Regions from separate parts of the Homo sapiens genome. Here region 2 is linked to region 1. Evidence: read pairs that join two places in POLR2A ChIA-PET (ENCODE). Cell type or tissue: endothelial cell of umbilical vein. All regions are shown on one strand. Each heading gives the region's core, and the rest is flanking DNA. Links, peaks and the distances in the headings are about the cores only.

Region 1 (8,451 bases), core at 2,411-6,410:
GCTACATGGGAGGCTGGGGCAGGAGAATCGCTTGAACCCGGGAGTCGGAGGTTGCAGTGAGCCAAGATCACGCCACTGCACTCTAGCCTGGGTGACAGAGTGAGACTCTGTCTCAAAAAAAAAAAAAAAGAAAGCCATTAAGTATGTTTAATTCCATGAATTTTATATGTATATAATATATAGTATATATATAATATGTATAATATAAATATATAAATATATAAAATATATAGTATAATATATACAATATATAGTGTATATAATATACAATATATTGTATATATAATATACAATATATTGTGTATATAATATATACAATATATTGTGTATATATATTATGTATTGTGTATATATATACTATATATTGTGTATATAATATATACAATATATTGTGTATATATATTATGTATTGTGTATATATATACTATATATTGTGTATATATGTATATATTTTTTTGAGACAGAGTCTCTCTGTCACCCAGGCTGGAGTGCAGTGGGGTGATCTCGGCTCACTGTAATCTCCACTTCCCAGGTTCAAGTGATTCTCCTGCCCCAGCCTCCCAAGTAGCTGGGATTACAGGTGCCCACCACCACGCCCGGCTATTTTTTTTGTATTTTTAGTAGAGGATGGGGTTTAGCTATGTTGGCCAGGCTGGTGTTTAACTCCTGACCTCAGGTGATCCAACTGCCTCGGCCTCCCAAAATGCTGGGATTACAGGCGTGAGTCACTGCACCTGGCTGAATTAATCATATATATATATATATATACATACATATATATATATATATATATATATATTTTTTTTTTTTTTTTTTTTTAAGATAAGAGTCTCGCTCTGTCGCCCAGGCTGAAATGCAGTGGCGCGATAGCTCACTGCAAGCTCTGCCTCCCGATTCACACCATTCTCCTGCCTCAGCTGCCCGAGTAGCTGGGACTATAGGTGCCCACCACCACGCCCAGCTAATTTTTTCTATTTTTTAGTAGAGACGGGGTTTCACCGTGTTAGCCAGGATGGTCTCAATCTCCTGACCTCATGATCCGCCCACCTCAGCCTCCCAAAGTGCTGGGATTACAGGCATGAGCCACTGTGCCCGGCCATTAATTATATTTTTCAAATGGTCACCTTCAAAGGATGATAGGGAACCAATTCGTTATCTTGAAAATTAGTAAATAAAGAAAAAGAGTCAAGCATTTATCCTGCTTTTTCTATATGAATTTGGTAAATAATAAATGAGGAGAAATGTCTCTATAAAACTATTCCATCTAATAAATAAAAAGTGATAAAATTAGAGTATCATCATTTTGCAACTCCCAATGAACAGCTGCTAAGATCACAAAAAGAGACACAACCAGACATCATGTGTTTCCTATGGGCATGCCAAATACTACCTATATAATCTTGCTAAAAGGATCAAGCCTCAGTTTTTTTGTTTGTTTCTGAGATACAGTCTCACTCTGTCACCCAGGCTGGAGTGCAGTGGCATGAACACAGCTCACTGTGGCCTTGACATCACAGACTCAAGCGATTACCCTGCCTCGGCCACCTGGCTAATTTTTTTTTTTTTTTTTTTTTTTTTGAGACACAGCCTCCCTCTTTTGCCCAGGCTGAAGTGCAGTGGCACAATCTTGGCTCATTGCAACCTCCGCCTCCTGGGTTCAGGCCATTCTCCTGCCTCAGCCTCCCAAGTAGCTGGGATTACAGGTCTGGGCCACCATGCCTGGCTAATTTTTATATTTTTAGTGAGACAGGGTTTCCCCATGTTGGTCAGGCTGGTCTCAAACTCTTGACCTCAGGTGAGCCACCTGCCTCGGCCTCCCAAAGTGCTGGGATTACAGGCCTGAGCCACCGCGCCTGGCCTCGGCTAGTTTTTAATTTATTTTTTTGGTAGAGACAGGGTCTTACCATGCTGCCCAGGCAGGTCTTGAACTCCTGGGTATAAGCGATCCTCCTGCCTCACCTCCCAAAGTGCTGGGATTTTAGGCATGAGCTACTATTATATGTTCAGTCAAGCCTGAGTTTGAATCAGACTCCTGCTAATTTGTAAGAAATACAGAAGACAGGACAACATGCTAAACTCCAACAAGAGTACGTAATTAGTAAAATCCAAGGAAATTTTCCAGGTCAAACAGCCCAATTATTCAATAAGTAAATCGTAAGGAAATGAAAGAAAAAGCCACAGATTAAGATATTTAAAAGACATGAAATTTTTTTCAAATGAGCAATATCAAACTATAGTGTTCAGGGATATACACTGGGGTGATAAAAGCATTCATGGAAAAATGAAAGGAAGTGATTATTATAAAGACAGGTGTAGAGATTAGTATGGGGCACACGGAAGGATTTCTGGAGTGGCTGGAAAAGTTTTGGTTCCTTTGCCTGAGTGGTGTTCACCTTATAATAATATTAAACCATGCATATGATTTTTGTGGTTTTCTATTTAAAAAAAAAAAAAAAGAAAGAAAAGAAATTCAGATGAAGTAATGCTGTCACGCTGCTCCCCCTCCCCAACGAATCCAAATTGGGTAAGCCTTTGAATTCAATTACCATTTTACAGGAAATTCAGAGTACAGAGGAACATATTAAACAACGTCATGGAGAAGCAATAGGTAAACTCCAAACATAACAATATTTTAAATATATAAATTGCAAGAAAAAAAGGGAAAAAGAAATGGAGGAAGAAAACTACAAATTAAAAAAGAAGTGCTGCTGGGCACGGTGGCTCACACCTGTAATCCCAGTACTTTGGGAGGCTGAGGCGGGTGGATCACGAGGTCAGCAGTTCAAGACCAACCTGACCAACATGATGAAACCCCGTCTCTACTAAAAATACAAAAAATTAGCTGGGCGTGGTGGCGGATGCCTGTAATCCCAGCAACTTGGGAGGCTGAGGCAGGAGAATTGCTCAAAACCGGAAGGCGGAGGTTGCAGTGAGCTGAGATTGCGCCACTGCACTCTAGCCTGGACAATAAGAGCAAAACTCCGTCAAAAAAAAAAAAAAAAAAAAAAAAGAGCTGGGTGCAGTGGCTCACGCCTGTAATCCCAGCACTTTGGGAGGCTGAGGCGGGTGGATCACAAAGTCAGGAGTTCAAGACAAGCCTGACCAACATGGTAAAACCCTGCCTCTACTAAAAATTAAAAAATTAGCCAGGTGTGGTGGTGTGTGCCTGTAATCCCAGCTACTCAGGAGGCTGAGGCAGGAGAATCACTTGAACCCGGGATGTGGATGGTGGCAGTGAGCCGAGATCGCACCACTGCACTCCAGCCTGGGTGACAGAGGGAGACTCCATCTCAAAGAAAAAAAAAAGAAGCTGGGCATGGTGGTTCACACCTGTAATCTCAACACTTTGGGAGGCTAAGAAGGGAAGATCACTTGAGCCCAGGAGTTCATGACCAGCCTGTGCAACATAGAAACACCTTGTCTCAACAAAAAAATTGAAAAATTAGCCGAGCATGGTGGCCCATGCCTGTAGTCCTAGCTACTTGGGAGGCTGAGGTGGGAGGATCACTTGAGCCTGGGAGGTCAAGGCATGATTGCACTACTGTACTCCAGCCTGAGTGACAGAGTGAGACCCTGTCTCAAAACAAAACAAAACAAAACAAAAGTATATTTAAACACTAAACACTAATATGCAATGAAGAAGTGGACAGGTATACAAACAGGGCAGGAGTGGCCATGGGCTGATGGTTGCTGGGGCTGGGTGATGGATACACAGGGTTTATTACACCATTCTGCACACCATACAAATAAACATAAAGCAGGTAATAAGCCAGGAATAAGTCTAGTTTGCAAATATCCTCAAGGGAGTCTTACGGTGTTGCTAAAGGGGGTCATGCAGCCAGAGCAAGGAGGGGAGCCCCATCAGTGGCATGACTCTGTACCTATAAAACAAGGACGAACCGCTTACTGGGGAGATGCTCAGAGACACTGGTCACAAATCCCCAGGAAAGGACTCCTGGCTTCTTTCACAAGCGTAAGTGAAATAACCTCTTCTGAGTATGTCTAATATCTCATCAGCAAATGTTTGAGTGTTCTAATATACAAAATAATATAGAGCAGGCTGGGCGCGGTGGCTCACCCCTGTAATCCCAGCACTTTGGGAGGCCGAGGCGGGTGGATCACCTAAGGTCAGGAGTTCGAGACCAGCCTGACCAATATGGTGAAACCCCGTCTCTAAAAAATACAAAAATTTAGCCGGGCGTGATGGTGGGCGCCTATAATCCCAGCTACTCAGGAGAATTGCTTGAACCCAGGAGGCAGAGGTTGCGATGAGCCGAGATTGCGCCACTGCACTCCAGCCTGGGCATAACAAAGTGAGACTTCATCTCAAAATAATATAGAGCTAAGGAAAGACAGTTCTTGCTCTGGATGACCTGGCAATCAGACAGGTAAGATAAAATAACGACAAAGGGCATCTCAAAGGATATCACAAGGATATCTGAGGGGCCACCCAGAGTATCATTCAACACATATTATCTTGGGTACCACCTTTATAGGGCCAGGAGAACACCAGAGATACCACCTTAAACACTTCCTATGCACCTACATCTTAGAGAGCACTGAGAAAAGTAACATCTGTTGAGTGCTTACTCTGTGTCAGGCATTGTCTTAAATATTTTACATGAGTTAACTCTTGCATTCCTCAAAACAACCCTATAAGTGAGGTACTATAATCATCCCCATTTTACTGTTGAGGAAACTGAGGCAAGAGAGGTTCAGTTCATGCCTAAGATCACAGAGCTAGTAACTGGCAGGACCTGGGGTAGCACTCGGTGCTCTGGATCCAGAACTTGTACTTTTTAACCCCTATGGTATATAACAATGTTTCCCAACTGGGGATGATTTTGGCCCCCAGGGACATATGGAGACATAATGTGATTGTCACAGCTTGGGGTGGGGGTGAGTGCTCCTGGCATCTAGTGGGCAAAAGCTAGGGCTTCCTCCAATACACGGGACAGACCCCACAACAAAAAACTGTCCAGCCTAAAATGTCAATAATGCAGAGCTGAGAAACCCTGGTAAACAGGGAAGACATGTCACTGAACAAGTAATTATAAACTTAACAAGGGTTACAAAAGAGGAAGTAACCAATTTCCTTAAAGAGCTGTCCAATTCCGCCAAGCGTGGTGGCTCACGCCTGTAATCTCAGCACTTTGGGAGGTTGAGGCAGGTGGACCATGAGGTCAAGAGTTTAAGGGCAGCCTGGCCAACATGGTGAAACCCCGTCTCTACTAAAAATACAAAAATTAGCTGGGCGTGGTGGCGGGCGCCTGTAATCCCAGCTACTCGGGAGGCTGAGGAAGGAGAATCGTTTGAACTCGGGAGGCGGAGGAGGTTGCAGTGAGCCGAGATCGTGCCATTGCACTCCAGCCTGGGTGACTGGGGTAGACTCCATCTTGAAACAAACAAACAAAAATGAGCTGTCCAATTCAAAGCATGATTTTTTTTTTTTTTTTTTTTTTTTGAGATAGGGTCTCGCTCTATTACTCAGGCTGGAGTGTGGTGGTGCAATCACAGCTCACTGCAGCCTTGACCTACCCGGCCTAAGAGATCCTCCTACCTCAGCCTCCCAAGCAGCTGGGACCAAAGGCACACACCATCACATGTGGCTAGGCTTTTTTGTTTTGTTTTGTTTTTGTAGAGATGAGGTCTCTCTACATTATCCAGGCTAGTTAGAACTCTTGGGCTCAAACAATCCTTCCACCTCTACCTCCCAAAGTGCTGGGATTACAGATGTGAGCCACCAAGCCTGATCAAAGCATGATTTTTTAAAGATATTTTTTTCTTCACGAACTTTACAGATGAAGATTCTCTCAATTAAAAAGGGTATGTTTGCTTTTAGCCTGGCTCTAATAGGATCAGAGGTTTTGTGTGACATCAGTCACACTCTCACTGCTGTCTGGTGTTAGGGGTTTAGTTTTTTTAGGTTTTTTTTTTTTTTTTTTTTTTTTTTTTGAGACAGAGTCTTTGGAGTGCAGTGGTATGACTTGGCTCACTGCAATCTCCAATTCTGGGGCTCAAGCAATTCTCATGCCTCAGCCTCCTAAATAGCTAGGACTACAGATGTGCACCACCATGCCCAACTAATTTTTTGTATTTTAGTAGAGATGGGGTTTCACCATATTGCCCAGGGTGGTCTTGAACTCCTGAGCTCAGGCAATCCGCCCACCTTGGCCTCCCAAAGTGCTGGGATTACAGGCGTGAGCCACTGCGCCAAGCCTGATACCAGTCTTAACACCCTCCTACTGCATCCAGCTCTGGGATCTGAGCCAGAAAAACCTGAGATCTCATCCTGGTTCTGCAACTCACTGGACCTCAGTTTCTTTTGCTTTTTCAAAAAGAAAAAAAATAAAAAGGAGACGGTACTATCCCCTCAAAGGGTAACACTTGGTTAAATGGAATAACACCTGGCTCCTTGTAGGTGTTCAGTTGTCATCATTCCAAAGTCTGAACACACAGCCTCCTTTCTGAATCGATCAAGTTAAAATCCCTGACGCAGACTGACAGAGCTCAACCTAAATGCTAATACCTACCTCTTCCTCACCCTAATAGTCTCCTCTAATAAAATCAAGCTTATATAATGCCTTCCCCTTTATAAGCAAAAGAGGGCAGCAAACAGTGGTAAAGGCTTTGTCTTCTTTGGCCCTATCCTTCAAAGAGAGGTCACTTAGGGTCGAGGGGCAATAGCTCTGCTTTGCCCTCTCAACTTGATTACAATTTTAAGTATACACAGATATTCAACTGGAGCATGTGCACCCTCCTGCCCCCAGTAAACATGGTTCTACCTTCTTTAGGTAGTTTCCACAAATGCCAGCAAACTTTCAATCTGATTACTACTACCTCTTCCAATAACAGACCGGTGGGAAATAAAGTCAAGGATTTGTAGTCAAGCCCAGGTTTGAATTCTGGCTTCAGCACTGATCAACCGAGTTACCTTTAGAGTAAGTAACTTAACTTTTGAGCTTCAGCCTCAGTTTCCTCACTGGCAAAATGAAGTCTCATGTATTATTTTATTTTTAAATTTATTTTATTTTTATTTTTTGGAGACAGAGTCTCCCTCTGTCACCCAGACTGAAGTGCAGTGGCTTAATCTTGGCTGACTGCAACCTCCACCTCCCAGGTTCAAGTGATTCTCCTGCCTCAGCCTCCCAGGTAGCTGGGACTACAGGTGCCCGCCACCATGCCTGGCTAATTTTTGTATTTTTAGTAGAGGTGTGGTTTCACCATGTTGGACACATCATTATCATTATTATTATTATTTTTTTTTTTTTGAGACAGAGTCTTGCTTGGGGGCCCAGGCTAGAGTGTAGTGGCACAATCTCAGCTCACTGCAACCTCAGCCTCCTGGGTTTTAAGCGATTCTCCTGCCTCAGCCTCCAGAGTAGCTAGGATTACAGGCGTGCACCACCACACCTGGCTAATTTTGTATTTTTAGTAGAGGCGAGGTTTCACCACGTTGGTCAGGCTGGTCTCAAACTCCTGACCTCAGGTGATCCACCCACCTCGGACTCCCAAAGTGATGGGATTACAGGCGTGAGCCACCGAGCCCAGCCATATTATTTTAATAGATTGATCTATATTACCTAACTTTGAGGTTGTTGTAAAAATGTCAATATATTTAAATAAAGAGCCTGGCCAAGTACCTGGCATCTAACAGGCACTCAATATTAATAGTTGCAAACACTACACACTCTAGCCCTTAATACAATGCTAAGAATCTTGGTTAAAATATCTGCAGACAGGGTACATTTGTACAATGAAATAAGCTGTATCTGAGGAGTCCAATATTCCACGAAGTTTTCTCAATATTCTACAAATAGAGTGATGTTCCAGAGTCCAGAATCTTCTTTGAGATTTCCCGGGCTTGTCCACAGGCAGAGCTGACTACCCTACTCTTGCTGGTTACCACCACATGCTTTATACTGACTTGAACATGTGCTCTGACCTTTGTCTTCCTTCCTGTCCCTTCTTTTAGACTATGACTTCTCTGAAGGCAGAAAGGTAGCTTATTTTTGATAATTAAGTTACAAAATAAATGTTTGTTAAATAAAAACCCCCCAAAAAGCCATAAACTTTAAAAACTGCTAAGCAGAGTCAACTCCTATAAGGAAGGAATCTAACTTTTCCCTTTAAGCAAGTCAACTGCACAAGACCCAACTGTGTTGACAGCACTGAGGCAAAACTAAATGAAGTGAGAATTAATACAGTTCACACCCTGTCATGCCTTATTCAAATCCCCAAGATTACAAGAAACATTCCTGTCACCTGGCTCAACCTGTTCCTAGTCTTCTGCCTGAGGCTCCCCTGAGCTCCTACAGTTTAGAGCAATTTCTAGGTGTTCTGTTCAAGAATCTTAATTTGATTCAATGGGAAAGCATGAAGTTCTCATTTTAAGTTGTTTCTTTTTTGTTGTTTTTGTTTTTTTGAAAGAGTCTGGCTCTGTCGCCCAGA
Region 2 (8,451 bases), core at 3,015-7,014, 63 kb before region 1:
GGAAATGGAATGACTCTCCCCTCTCATCCCCCATGGAGCCTCTGATGGCCAACAGGTGCTGCTGTGTGCCCAGATCAAGAATCCACCTCTGCGGAATTCAAAACCGCTGAGGGTTCTGGGACAGCAGGGAGGAGAGAGGTGGAGACGCAACATGGGTTTTCTGTGTTCAGACTGCAGAGACCTTGGAAAGGATCAACCATATACAATGTCCATTTCCTGCCCTCTAACCTGGCAGGGGAGCAAGGCCCAGCCAAGGAGGTAACAGATTCCTCCAACACAAACCACACCTTCCTTCCCCACCCCCACCACCTCCACACCCAGCTGCCTCTGTGGGGACTTCAGGGGGAGAGTGCACACAGTGGGGCCTCAAAGGTTATGTAGCTTGAATAAATGATCCTCCAGGCCTGGGGAGCCTCTCCGCTCCCTCCCCCATTTCCTCTGGGAAAGGAATGTGGGGTGGGCCCCAGAGGGTGGTGGCGGAGGGGGCCCAGGGCTGGGAAATACCAGGCGTAGCTGAGATTCTATTCCAAGCCTTCCTGCCTAGCATGAGTCCTCCCCCCACGCCCTGCCCAGCTTCCTCCCCCTGCATCAGAAATTACCCTGCTGAGCTGCCCCTTCCATCCCCCTCTAGTTTGACCAGCTTGCAAAATCCATTCAACCTCATCTTCCTGAGGGTCCCTGGGGAGGGGCTTGAAGGCTGCATCCCCAAAGGGAGGGCATCCAGTCTTCCCTCCTTCCAAGAGATCATTGTCTTTTACCATTTGAAAGCACTTTCACTTGTTCTCATTTGACACCCTAAGAATCAGATAACCAGAGATTTTTTTGATACCCGTTTTTCAGTTACAGAAACTGAGGCTTGGCCAGGCGTGGTGGCTCACACCTGCAATCTCAGCACTGGGAGGCCAAGGTGGGCAGATCGCTTGAGCCCAGGAGTTTGAGACCAGCCCGAGGAACATGGCGAAACCCCATCTCTACAAAAAATACAGAAATTAGCCAAGTGTGGTGGCACGTGTCTGTAGTTTCAGCTACTCAGGAGGCTTAGGTGGGAGGATCACCTGAGCCTGGGAGGTAGAGGTTGCAATGAGCAGAGATTGCTCTCCAGCCAGGGAGACAGAGTGAGACCCTGTCCCAAAATAAATAAATAAATAAGAATAAAATTTAAAAAAGAAACTGAGGCTCAAAGAGAACAAGTGACTAGTTCAAGGACTCATTTTCACTAAGCTGGGACCAGATCCCAGGGTTCTAACCGCTTACCAGATCCTTTTCCATTACCCTCTTGTTTAACCACATCTTGAGTACCTGCTGTGGGCCAGGAGCTGAGATACTTTGGAGAGTCTTTCAGGAATATTGTCCCAGCTCCTGAAACCTTTAGGGATCCCCAAGTTCTAGACTCTGGCCAAAGCCGGCTGCCTTCACCCCCACCAAGGGAGACCCCCACAAACCAAGGGAGCCCTGCTCTCAGGTGCACAGGGCCTCTTCTCTCTGGGAGGTGACAGTTTTTTGAGGGTGGGGCCAGACACCTCCCAGGCTATCCCTCACAGGAGAGGATGGTCTGGACTGGAGGAGTAGAAGCAAGTAGGCACTGGGGAAGGGGAGGAGAGCGTCCTGAGTCCCAAGGGTCAGAGATAGGAGCAAGAAGGAAACTGACGTGTTGCAGGGCGTGTGGTTAAGGAAGTGAGAGAGGGGCTCAGGGTCGATTCTGCCTGCTTTTCCTTCCTCCAGCTTGCTCAGCACTCTTCCCAGAATGTGGGCCCCAAACTGCCAGGTGACAAACAATGCCCCCACCCCAAGAGAGTCATCCAGCATGTTTGAAGCTCCATCTGGTCCTGTACACCAGTTGCACACCACCAAACGCAGACCCATGACCACTCCACAACCTCGCACACAGACAGGGCAAATCCCACCACAGATCCGTGCATCCCAGGCATGCAGGCAATGCGATACTGACACATGCCCGCCCCGCCCACGCCTGGGCCTCTGAACCCTGCTCCAGTCTCCTCAGTCAAGGGCGGCGGCCCCCTCAGGCCTCTTCCACCCTTTTGCCCCATTCAGATGCCTGGTTCCCAGCATTGCTTGGGTAGAGACTCCCGCCTGACAAGCCCCAGCAGGCCAAGTTGATGAGCCGGCCAAGCAAGCCTGTGTCTCCGCAGCGCCCTCCATGTACACATAACCCCCATCACCGGGAACCTGGGCACCCCGCACTGGCACTATGTCTGGCCCACGGGTAGGGGATGGTTCCCAGGGTCTCCCCAGACCCAGTGCTCTTCCCCTGTAGGGCCACTCTTGCCCAGGGTTAGGATGGACTGTGCTCCCTCTCCCTCAAACTAGGCCAGAGCCACGGAAGCCTGGGAAGGGAGATGAGGAAGCACTTGTCACTCCAGACATCCCACCACCATCAGGGAGGTGGGCTGAGATAATGCCAAATGCACAAAATCCTCAAAATCTGTCTGGGCATGATGATTCATGCCTATAATCCCAGCACTCTGGGAGGCCAAGGCAGGAGGATCGCTTGAGCCCAGAAGTTCAAGACCAGCCTGGGCAACACAGCGAAACCCCGTCTCTACAAAAAATATAAAAATTAGCCAGGTGTGGTAGTGCATGCCTGTGGTCTCAACTACTCAGGAGGCTGAGGTGGGGAGGATCACCTGAACCCAGGGAGGTCAAGGCTGCAGTGTGAGACCCGGTCTCAAAAAAAAAAAAAAAAAGGCTGGGCAACTTGGCAAGACCCCATCTCTACAAAAAATTTAAAAATTAATCGGGGATGGTGGCGTGCACCTCTGGTCCCAGCTATTCAGGAGGCTAAGGTGGGAAGATCACTTGAGCCCAGGAAGTCAAGGGTGCAGTGAGCTGTGTTCGCGCCACTGCACTCCAGCCTGGGTGACGGACCAAGACCCTGTCTCAAAAAAAAAAAAAAAAAAAAAACTCCCCAAGTTCTTTCAGTGGCAGCACAGCTCAGGGGCTGACACACGGGATCTGGAGTCCTCTGGAGGCTGAGTCAGAGCCCTATCTCTACCACTTTCTAGATATGAGACTTTGGGTGAGTTACTTAACCTCTTTAAGCCTTGGTTCCTCATCAATAAAATGGTAATGACATGTATTTCCACCTCAAAGGTTGTTGGGAGGATTAAGTAAATTAAAGAAAGTCTTAGCACAGGCTCAGAGCACATAGTAGGGATTTAATAAATGCAGGCTGTTTCGACGGCTTTTTGGATAGTCATCACAGTCACACTGACATTCAGACATGCAGACACTCAGCCATGGATACACAAAGACACGGTGACACATGTGGACGCTCATAGACCCAGGCAAGCTCATCCTTCCCGGCATCACCCCCACCTCCCACTGCCAGCCTCAGGTTCCTACAGGCTCTTGACGTGCCCCAGTTCCTCCCAAGCAGGGAGGATTCAGTAGGATCTCCCACTTCCTTGGCTGAACTTTGGCAAGCCCAGAGCACTACCTTATGGGCCCTCTGGGAGTAGGGAAGGGGTGGGCAACATGAGACCCCAGGATGGGGCCTCTCCCAGCAGGCAAGGAGCATGGCAAAGGTGCCAGGCTGGCAGGGTCTCCAGTGCCAGAGGAGGGCCAGTTCCTCCCTCAGGGACAACAGAGGAAGGGGAAACTAAAGAGGAGCCTCTTTCCTCTTGGTGGGAAATGAGCACTTACAGAAAAGGGTGCGTCTAGCCAGCCACAAAGTAAACACCAGGGCCATTGCCCAGGCAACAGCAGGCTGGCATTGGGACAGGGCTTACCACAACCCCTCCGTACCCCTGATTTACCCACTCAGCAGCCCTTGGCTGTCTCTGGGGTCTCCATTCTGGTCTCTAGGCCTGTCTGCAGACTCCTCAAAGGGAAGAAGCTATGCCTCCTCCATCAGACTGTGTGCTCCTTGAAAACAAGGGATTTTTGCCCCACATCAGTCTAGGGTCTCCCAAAAGGCATGGCCTGTGTCTTTCCCCTCAGATTGGAGGATGCCCAAGGGCCTGGCCTGAGTCTCCCCCTTAGACTGAGAGCTCCCTAAGGACAATGGCTGCTGGGTTTTCAGAATGGATTTGCCCTCCTAGAGAGCTTTGTGCATAGCGGGCTCTCAAAAATTATTTCTTTTTTTTTTTTTTTTTTTTTTTTTTTTCAGACGGAGTCTCTGTTGCCCAGGCTGGAGTGAAGTGGCGAGATCTCGGCTCACTGCAACCTCCACCTCCTGTGTTCAAGTGATTCTCCTGCCTCAGCCTCCCGAGTAGCTGGGATTACAGGCACGTGCCACCACGCCCGGCTAAATTTTGTATTTTCAGTGGAGATGGGGTTTCACCATGTTGGCCAGGCTAATCTCGAACTCCTGACCTCAAATGATCCACCCGCCTCGGCCTCCCGAAGTGCTGGGATTACAGGCATGAGCCACCATGCCCAGCTCAAAAATTATTTCTTAATGGTGAGGATGTGGAGAAATTGGATTGCTGTGGGAATGTAAAATGGTGTGTCTGTGGCCAGGCACAGTGGCTCATACCTGTAATCCCAGTGTTTGGGAGGCCAGGAGTGCAAGACCAGCCTGGGAAACATATAGAGACCCCATCTTTATAAAAAATGCAAAATTGGCCAAACGTGATGGCACACACTTGTAGTCCCAGCTACTTGGGAGGCTGAGGTGGGAGGATCCCTTGAACCCAGGAGTTGGAGGCTGCAGTGAGCTATGATGCTATGATCACACTACTGCTCTTCAGCCTGGGCCACAGAGGAAGACTCCCTCTCTAAAAAAGCAATAAAAAATAAATAAATAAAATGGTGGAGTTGCTATGGAAATCAGTATGGCAGTTTCTCAAAAAATTAAACATGGACAGGAGGCTAAGGCAGGAGAATCGCTTGAACCAGGGAGGCGGAGGTTGCAGTGAGCCAAGAGCGCGCCGTTGCACTCCAGCCTGGGCAACAAAAGTGAAACTCCGTCTCAAAAAAAAAAAAAAAAAAATTAAACACAGAATTACCATATGATCCAGTAATTCCACTTCTGGGTATATATCCACAACAACTGAAAGCAGGGATTAGAAGAAATGTTTGTACACCCATGTTTGTAGCAGTGTTATTCACAACAGCCAAGAAATGGAAGCAACCCAAGTGTCCATCTACGGATGAATGGACAAATAAAATGAGGTATATCTATACAATGAAATTGTCTGTATTATTGTATTACATATAATACATACATGATATGAATAATAATAATTGTATTATTTAGCCTTTTAAAATAAGTGAAGGCCAGGCGGGGTGGCTTACACCTGTAATCCCAGCACTTTGGGAGGCTGAGGTGGGAGGATTACTTGAACCCAGGAGTTCTAGACCAGCCCGGGCAACATGGTGAAACAACATCTCTACCAAAAAAAAAAAAAAAAAAAAAAATTAGCCAGGTGTGGTGGCACATACATGTAGTCCCAGCTGCTTGGGAGGCTAAGGTGGGAGGATGGCTTGAGCACAGGAGATGGAGGTTACAATGAGCTGAAATCGCGCCACTACACCTCAGCCTAGGGGAGCCAGACCTTGTCTCAAAAAAAAAAAAAAAAGAAAGATATTTGACACATGCTACAATGTGGATGAACCTTGAAGACATTATGCTAAGTGAAAGGATTAATATTGGCTGGGCTTGGTGGCTCACATCTGTAATCCCAGCACCTGTATTCCCAGCACTTTGGGAGGCTGAGGTGGGAGAATCACTTGAGGTCAGGAGTCCAGGGCCAGCCTGGACGACACGGTGAAACCCTGTCTCTACAAAAAATAAAAAAATAGCAGAGCGTGGTAGCATGCACCTATAATCCCAGCTCCTCAGGAAGCTGAGATGGGAGGATCCCTTGAGCCCAGGGCGTCAAGGCTGCAGTGAGCCGTGATCACACCACTGCACTCCAGCCTGGGTGACAAAGCAAGACCCTGTCTCAAAAAAAAAAAAAGGAATGAATGAATAAATATTATATTATTCCACTTACGGTGATAGTGGAATATCACCACTTATGGTGATAACACAATAATATGGATGTACTTAATGCCACTTTACAGTTAAAAATGGTTAAAATTATAAATTTTGTTTTATATATATATATTTTTTCAGATGGAGTTTCGCTCTTGTTGCTCAGGCTGGAGTGTGGAGTGCAATGGCGTGCTCTCAGCTCACTGCAACCTCTGCCTCCCCGGTTCAAGCGATTCTCCTGCCTCAGCCTCCTGAGTAGCTGGGACTACAGATGCGAGCCACCATGCCCAGCTATCTTTTTTTTTTTTTTTTTTTTTTTAAGTAGAGACAGGGTTTCACTGTGTTAGCCAGGATGGTCTCGATCTCCTGATCTCGTGATCTGCCCACCTCGGCTTCCCAAAGTGCTGGGATTACAGGCGTGAGCCACAGCACCCGGCCGTATTATATATTTTGTGATTTTTTTAAAAAGGCCAAGTCAGAAATCAAACACACACACAAAATAAAAGGCCAGGCACGGTGGCTCAGGCCTGTAATCCCAGCACTTTGGAAGGCCGAGGCAGTTGGATCACCTGAGGTCAGGAGTTTGAGACCAGCCTTGCCAACATGGTGAAACCCCATCTCTACTAAAAATACAAAAATTAGCTGGGCGTGATGTCAGGTGCCTGTAATCCCAGCTACTCTGGAGGCTGAGGTAGGAGAATTGCTTGAACCCAGGAGGTGGAGGTTGCAGTGAGCCGAGATCACGCCATTGCACTCCAGCCTGGACGGCAAGAGCAAAACTCTGTCTCAAAAAAAAAAAAAATGTTGAAAGATGAAACAAATGAACAGGTCTCTCCTTGGTGCCCAGGAGAAGTCTCTGCCCACAGAGGTTGCCCAGGAGCTGGGCACCTCCTGCCTGGAAGACCTTTCCCTGCCGTCCCTTCTCCACTGCACCTCCTCAGAGTCTCTACTGTCATCTTTGGAGCCCTAGAGGTCCCCGCACAGGGGGATCGCCCAGCCTGAACCTGGCACGCATCAGGTCCTTGGCGTTGATGGGGGCCTGCCATCCACAGAGGCTGCCATCCCCAGTCATGCACAAACTCTTCCAAGGCTGCCGGCAGGAACTTGGAAGAGTTTTCTTGGCAGAAACCTGGCTCAGTGTGGGGGCCCTCAAACCCACCAAGCACACACATGCCCATTCCAACGCGCCACACGCTCACACCCACCTGTAACATACACACAAGGGTGTGCCCACAGAGACACCGCCGCGTCCTCTCAGGCACTCCTGGAAATGAGCCCGCACAATGAAGGGTGCACATCTCGGCTGCCTGGCAGGCAGGTCCCGTGGCCAGCAGAGCCCCCTGCTGGCCCAGCGCTGGCATGCCTCGTCTCCTTGACAACCCAGAGCGAGCAGAAGGGTCCTCATTCCCTCAACCTCGCTCCCCAGGCCCCTCAGCTCCAACCTGCCCTGGGATCTTCCCCTCCCCATCTCCTACAAAGGAGAAGAATCTCCTGCAGAAGGACAGAGCAACTGTGGAATCTCGGGGTCTCCCTTTGGTCAAGGAGAGAGGCCAGAGCCCCTTTTCAGACTAGACTGGAGCAGTCATTCCTAGAGGCAGGGGAATGCCTGCAATGACTCTTCTCTAAGGTCAGCAGATCCATCCCCTGGTCTCACGCTGGACAGTGCATTTCAGAGGAGACTAGGGGAAAGCTCTAGGTGTGACTCCGCCTGCCCCCCGCCCCCCAGGAGTGCTTCCTGTTGTCTGACAGCCTGGGCAGAGGTAACAGGTGCACACACTGGTTTCCTTCAGGCAAGAGCTGGGTCCCAGTCAAGCTAAGACCATGTCCCCTCCCAGGGCAGGTCTCAGCAGATTCCGAAAGTCTCCCGGGGGCACATGGGGCTCCCTTCAGGGAGAGGCTGTCAGCCCCACCCCTGAAACCACCCACCCCCTCACCCCAGCCCTGCCCATCCCTCCCGGTTACCCCTGCCTTCCCCTTCACACATGTGGCCCTGCCTATGAACTGAACCACTCCCTAATCCAGTCTGTGATGCCCAGAGGCAGCTGGACAGGTGGCAGGGACAGTGGCTCTGCAGGGACAAACAGCCTCCCCTGGGTCACTACCATGAGGGAGCCCCCTGGGCTGGGCTCTCTGGTCAGAAGAAGACAGATGGCATCATCCTCACTCCAGATCCTCCTCCCGCCTCCCCCTGCCAGTTTGCCTGGCCCCACATTTGGGGACAGGATAACAGCCACACAGTCAAGAATACTTGCTGAGTGCTTACTATGCCCCAGGCAGCTGCTGTTAGATGCGCTAACTCATTTAACCAACCTCTGGAAATGAAGGTAGCACCCAGCACCCACCACCTGCAACTCCTGGCTCTCCACCGGGTTGGGTGCTAGGCAGGGAATGCTGGGTGACCTGCAGGGGCACCGAGGCTTGGGGACAGGGAGGATGGTGAGAAAGTGACCACTGTCCTGGCATCAAGAAGGCTAACACAGAGAAAAGGCCACACTTGCCATTGGTACTGG

What was found. ChIA-PET counts read pairs that join two places held together with the same protein. Peaks named below come from ENCODE experiments on the same cell type or tissue, not always from the same donor. Only the 100,000 strongest peaks of a DNase experiment are listed, where the experiment ranks them.
Region 2: POLR2A ChIA-PET joins it to region 1 with 5 read pairs; 2 of 35 experiments call an interaction of 5 or more read pairs at or near these places.

Annotation. Positions count from the first base shown.
Region 1 is chr17:38,379,451-38,387,901 of GRCh38, reverse strand. The region is part of intron 7 of SOCS7 (suppressor of cytokine signaling 7); the gene reads right to left. Among named protein-coding and RNA genes, the nearest start is that of SOCS7, 32 kb to the right of the region's middle. In endothelial cell of umbilical vein, for the core only: no CTCF peak of the experiment used is centred there; no DNase peak of the experiment used is centred there.
Region 2 is chr17:38,443,113-38,451,563 of GRCh38, reverse strand. The region is part of intron 1 of ARHGAP23 (Rho GTPase activating protein 23); the gene reads right to left. LOC101929494 (a long non-coding RNA gene) reads left to right here. Exons shown (of 4, transcript XR_934733.3): 3 at 39-258; 4 at 841-1,170. Among named protein-coding and RNA genes, the nearest start is that of ARHGAP23, 19 kb to the right of the region's middle. RefSeq lists enhancers at 1-645, 1,587-2,528. In endothelial cell of umbilical vein, for the core only: no CTCF peak of the experiment used is centred there; no DNase peak of the experiment used is centred there; H3K27ac peaks cover 1,071 bases.